Linked DNA regions of Homo sapiens: region 1 is linked to region 2. Evidence: chromatin contacts called from ENCODE Hi-C or POLR2A ChIA-PET data. All regions are on one chromosome and are shown on one strand. Each heading gives the region's core, a stretch centred on a gene start or an enhancer-like site at or near the end of the contact. The rest is flanking DNA. Distances are from core to core; before and after follow the strand shown. Region 1 overlaps PYHIN1 (pyrin and HIN domain family member 1). Region 2 holds the start of MNDA (myeloid cell nuclear differentiation antigen).

The links. Hi-C counts contacts between places; a loop is a spot of excess contacts on that map. ChIA-PET counts read pairs that join two places held with the same protein, here RNA polymerase II (POLR2A). Pooled maps may share reads with other maps.
Region 1: a loop to region 2 is called in a pooled map, with 5 times the contacts of the local background. The contact joins the enhancer-like site here to the promoter of MNDA in region 2. A Hi-C loop is called at or near these places in 3 of 37 single-sample maps with no recorded cell type and 8 of 50 pooled maps. POLR2A ChIA-PET finds 5 or more read pairs at or near these places in 2 of 52 experiments (activated CD4-positive, alpha-beta memory T cell and activated naive CD4-positive, alpha-beta T cell).

Annotation. Positions count from the first base shown.
Region 1 is chr1:158,950,901-158,953,600 of GRCh38, forward strand. All of the region lies in intron 7 of PYHIN1 (pyrin and HIN domain family member 1), which reads left to right. Among named protein-coding and RNA genes, the nearest start is that of PYHIN1, 21 kb to the left of the region's middle. RefSeq lists an enhancer at 1,765-2,700. Within about 2 kb of position 1,256, at least 3 of the 41 ENCODE cell types and tissues checked have a DNase peak (open chromatin) inside an H3K27ac peak, as active enhancers do.
Region 2 is chr1:158,829,918-158,832,617 of GRCh38, forward strand. It overlaps MNDA (myeloid cell nuclear differentiation antigen), which reads left to right and starts at 1,434. Exons shown (of 7, transcript NM_002432.3): 1 at 1,434-1,640. It also overlaps a transcript of OR6N1 not described here.

The DNA of each region.
Region 1 (2,700 bases), core at 6-2,505, 120 kb after region 2:
TGGGCTGTCCCATAAGTGCAAAAGTTAATGACATCTCCAGTGGATTTTCCAGGAAGAACGTGTGCACTAATTAGATGAGTGTTAGTATCAACGGATACATGTACATATCTTAGTTTTCCAAATTCAGGGATGTGTGTAACATCTGTTTGCCATAACTGATTAGGTTCTAGTCCTCTAGGGTTAACACCTGTTGAAGGAGGAGATGTGCCTGTGAGCTCGAAATCTGGGCATTGTAGGATAATTTGTTTAGCCAGTCTCTGGGTAAGTTGAATTTGCTTAGATAAGTTTCTCCAATTTTGGTGGAAAAATTGATGCCATTAGGTGGCTTTGTCAAGCAGTGATGTCATAACCTGAATGTCTGCTTGTTCATTGCCATAAGCCAATGGGCCAGGCAGTGAGCTGTGGGCTGGAATGTGTGTAATAAAAATAGGATGTGTACGTTGATCTAGCAATTGCTGAAGTCAGAGAAAAACAGCATACAGGGCGGGCTCCAGAGTGGACTTAATTAGAGCTGTCTCAAGGTTCTGCAATAAATAGAGTAAGCAGAATCGCTAACTATATTGATGGGCTGAGTGGAAAAAGTTTCCAAGGACAATATCAGAGCCCCAATCTCAGCTCTCTAAGTGCTAGTAAACCCAGATCGAGTGATTGAATTACGTGGTCTCCACCAGACTAGCGCTTTTCCATGTTTACCCAAACCATCAGTAAACAGTGTTAAAGCATTAGGTGTGTGGGGAGTGAACTACTTTTGTAGTTAAAACATTTACTAGACTTTTTGGGAATGATGAAAATGGGTGAATCTCAAGGACTATTAAGAGAGTATCATCCATAAAATGAATAACCTTGCAATCAGGAATTTTTTTTTCTACTGGGGAGCAAAGTTTGCTCTTAATTGCTCCTTAACTAACTCATGGGCCTTTTGTGATTTTTCTCCCTTTAGAGGTTACCGTTTTACTTAAATTGGATTTGGAGAGAGTCACGTTAGGGGTAAGAGAGAGATAACAGTGGCCATTATTAGAAAGAAGTTTTTTAAATTTTAAATTTTTTCTTAAATCTTAGCATAGAATTATAATCTGGGATGTCGCTTGTATACAAGGAGCACATGAAATTTTGCTGTGGTCCGCCTGCGGAGCTGGAGAGCTAAGCAGGTGGGCCCCAGGGTGGTGGCTGCGTTGCGCTTGCCTAGGCGCCGCTTTTGCCTGTGTCGGTTTTTTTTTTTTTTTTTTTTCCTGTGCCGCTCCCTCCCGCTGCCTGTTGGGTGGACCTTTCTGCAAGTGCCTCCTGCCCCTCCCCAGCAGTCTAGCTCCTGCAGCTGGGCCTGGCTTCCTGTCGCAGCAGCTGTGCAGGCTGAGTTCCTAGGAGCATTAGCTGGCTGCGGATTTGTGAGCTTCCCCGCTGCCGAGCCTTTCTTTCTACCTACTGCTTGCTTGGCCGCACAACTCTGGCCTCTGATGCTTTTCAAAATCTTTTTATAAGCGTTAAAAAAAAAAAATGGGTTTATGATTGCCTCGTTGATCTTGCATTACTGGGCAGGTGAACGGCTCCCCTTTTAATGCCGCTTAAGACAGGGTTCCATACCTAGAGCATATCCCATTTTTTTTCCCATCTATTGGAGGAGGGAGCTCAGGCAAAACCTCCATTCATCTTTGTTATTTTGGCTTGGTGATATTGGGGCTGAGGGAAGAGGAAGTGGTAAGGCAGGTGATGGTTCCTCCTCCTTCCCCTTTTTAGGCTCTTCTGGTTGCAATGAACCAGAGCCGCTCTAACTAAAGCCCATAGCGTTAGGGCTGTTACTGGGACCCATTGCCCTTGAGCATAATGTTGTTTAAGATTTCTCCCAGAGGGAGGAGCCAAGATGGCCGAACAGGAATAGCTCCCGTATACAGCTCCCAGCGTAAGCGACGCAGAAGATGGGTGATTTCTGCATTTCCATCTGAGGTACCGAGTTCATCTCACTAGGGAGTGCCAGACAGTGGGCGCAGGTCAGTGGGTGCACGCACCATGCGCGAGCCGAAGTAGGGTGAGGCATTGCCTCACTTGGGAAGCACAAGGGTCAGGGAGTTCCCTTTCCGAGTCAAAGAAAGGGGTGATCGACGCACCTGGAAAATCGGGTCACTCCCACCCGAATATTGCGCTTTTCGGACCGGCTTAAAAAATGGCGCACCAGGAGATTATATCCTGCACCTGGCTCCGAGGGTCCTACGCCCACGGGTCTCGCTGATTGCTAGCACAGCAGTCTGAGATCAAACTGCAAGGCAGCAGTGAGGCTGGGGGAGGGGCGCCCGCCATTGCCCAGGCTTATTAGGTAAACAAAGCAGCCAGGAAGCTCGAACTGGGTGGAGCCCACCACAGATCAAGGAGGCCTGCCTGCCTCTGTAGACTCCACCTCTGGGGGCAGGGCACAGACAAACAAAAAGACAGCAGTAAACTCTGCAGACTTAAATGTCCCTGTCTGACAGCTTTGAAGAGAGCAGTGGTTCTCCCAGCACGCAGCTGGAGATCTGAGAACGGGCAGACTGCCTCCTCAAGGGGGTCCCTGACCCCTGACCCCCGAGCAGCCTAACTGGGAGGCACCCCCCAGCAGGGGCACACTGACACCTCACACGGCAGGGTACTCCAACAGACCTGCAGCTGAGGGTCCTGTCTGTTAGAAGGAAAACTAACAAACAGAAAGGACATCCACACCAAAAACCCTTCTGT
Region 2 (2,700 bases), core at 184-2,683:
AACTCCCATTTTTTAAAAACTATTTTAAAACGATCAGATCTCATGAGACCCATTTACTATCATGAGAACAGCATGGGAAAGATCTGCCCCCATAATTCATTCATCTTCCACCAGGTCCCTTCCACAACACGTGGGAATTATGGGAGCTACAAGATGGGATTTGGGTGGGAACACAGAGCCAAACCATATCAGGGCAGAAAGCTGTCCTGAAACATGGTAACTCCTGTCGTGAGCTCTTTTGGTTCCCAAACACTGAAGTGGGGCACCTGATAAGGTTTCCTTGTGTTCCTCTTTACCCTTTACCTTAAGACCTGCTCGAAGCATCAGCATAAGAGAGAAACTGAAACAATGAACACCCACATGTGTTAGTGGCTGTCATTCTAGATCCTCTTGGTTTTTTCTGATTTACCCTGCTTTAGTGGGGTTTAGACAGTTTCCAAATCCAAACTTTAACTCTCTCTATGCTGCTGGTTTGGATTAAGACAATCAGCTTTATTCTTCTCTGTAGATGGCCTTGGATCATTTTCCCCTATTAGCTGTTTTGGGATCCTTTTCCAGTCATGACCACATTTTGCTTACAGATCAGCTAGTTGGTAACCACAGCACTGTCTGCTAACTGATACCATTCATTTGACAATTCAGAGTTATGATACTTTGTAGTGCACCCACTGTTCTTCACAGGAAAAAAAAATTGCAGTACAAAGGGTTTATCAGGCCCCCTATCATTCCAGAGTTTCAGTGCTGTTCCAGAATGTTCAAGGTTTCAGTCATGATATGAACCAACTATCCATAAATAATGCAAAAAGCATGAGTAATCATGAATTTAATAATCAAGGTAAGGCAGCTCAGTTATTATACTCAAGAGAGCAACTAGTATGAAACTCTTTCAAATTATTTGAATAAGGATTTACATATTCATAATGACTTTCTGCCTCTGTCAAGCTCCAGGTGTATCAGTTATTAATAACTGGGTGAATATGTAGGTACTATTTAAACAAAAACAATTTCACAGTAGACCCACCCCTATCCAAGAGATGAAGTCAAGTTCTGGTAGCAATAGACATCTCTACCAAGATCTCCTGCTCCTGCCACTCTGTGAACAGGAAAGGAGGGAGAAACTTTGGTGTTTTGCCTTTCCCAATTTATATTAAGATCCTTATTCAAGCGGCTACCGGTTTCTAATGACCTATATGTAAGTTAGCTTTATAAGAAAGTTCTGAGTTTGAAACTCCTTTCAGCAAGTATTTGTAAGTCAAAAAAGCGAAGAAGAGGCACCATTTACTGTCATTTCTCCTTGTGACTGAGATTACTTACTACAAAGAGGAACTGACCACTTTCTCTGACATCTGAAATAGAAAGCTACAAAGGCTGATAGGCGTGGCTTCAAAATTGTTTCATGATTACATAACTTCTTTCTAGTTAGGAATTAGGACAGTGTAAGAAGGCCATCTACAATCAAGATTGAGAGTGGCTCTAACAAGTGCCATTTTTCCTTGTTAGCTTTCATTTCTCAGCCCTTTACAAGATTAAAATAGTCTGCAGTTTAATCTCTCCAAAGCTTTACGGACAGTGATTCTGTCCTAAACAAGACAGTGACTCCAGGATTTCTGAAGACTATTGTGGAAGAAGCATCCATTAAGGTGAGATTTCTGGGAAGTTCTTTAGAGAAAGATCTAGGTATCTAGTTGGTAACCACACCATCTCAGTAGAGAATAATTGCCTGAGACCAGAAGTGTTGTTATCAATCATATTCAGAAAACTGAGAACTGAATGCTTTAACTGTCTAGGTAGCAAATGGATATCTTTTATTCTACCACAATTGGGGTATGAACCAAAAAAATGTATTTTGTCTACAGCAGGTTTTAAAAATTAATTCTTGGGTGTCTTTTGGCATAAATTGATATTTAGAGGAGATACTTGGTTTTCTTGGCTGGAGGATGACTTGGTGACTGGGTTTGGGCCTAAGTTAAAAGACAAGACAGTCAGATAAGAAAATTATTATGAAGTAATATTTAGTAAAAAATAAACCAGGATATAAATCTCTATTATATGATTTTATCTCTATTTTAAAAAGCATAGACATGTGCACACATTAATTTCTCAATTTTACAAGCATTTACTCAAAAATAATCTTTACATTTTCATGAATCAGTTTCATTTTATGCTTCATTTTACAACAAGTGTAAGAAGAAATAATTCTCTTTTTCAAATGGTCTATGCTTTACTCAGTCATAGATAACATTTTTTGTGGCAAGGTATAATGAAAAGACAGGGAGAATCAATTATATATTTCCTACTTTGGGATACATTTTGACTTTTTTATGGCTTTGTACATATGAATGTTTTCTAATTACTCCATGAGTACTTGAGAAGAGTTTATAAACGTTGGATTCCAAATTCTATTTAAGTAAGATAAAGTTTCTTAAGTAAGCTTGTTAATTATGTTTGAAAAATCTAAATCTAAATCTAAGCTATTTTTTACCTTGTTCTTTCAGTAACTGAGAGATGTGGTGAAATCTCCAACTCTAATAGTGATTTTGTTAATTTCTCATTGTAGTTCTTTTGATTTCTACCATATATTTTTACATAGAATATGTATATCTAAGTATATATGTTATGTGTGTGTTTAGAGAGAAGAAAAAACTTCTATATGCTACTTTATAAAGTAATAACAGATTATATTTATAATATAATTTAAAT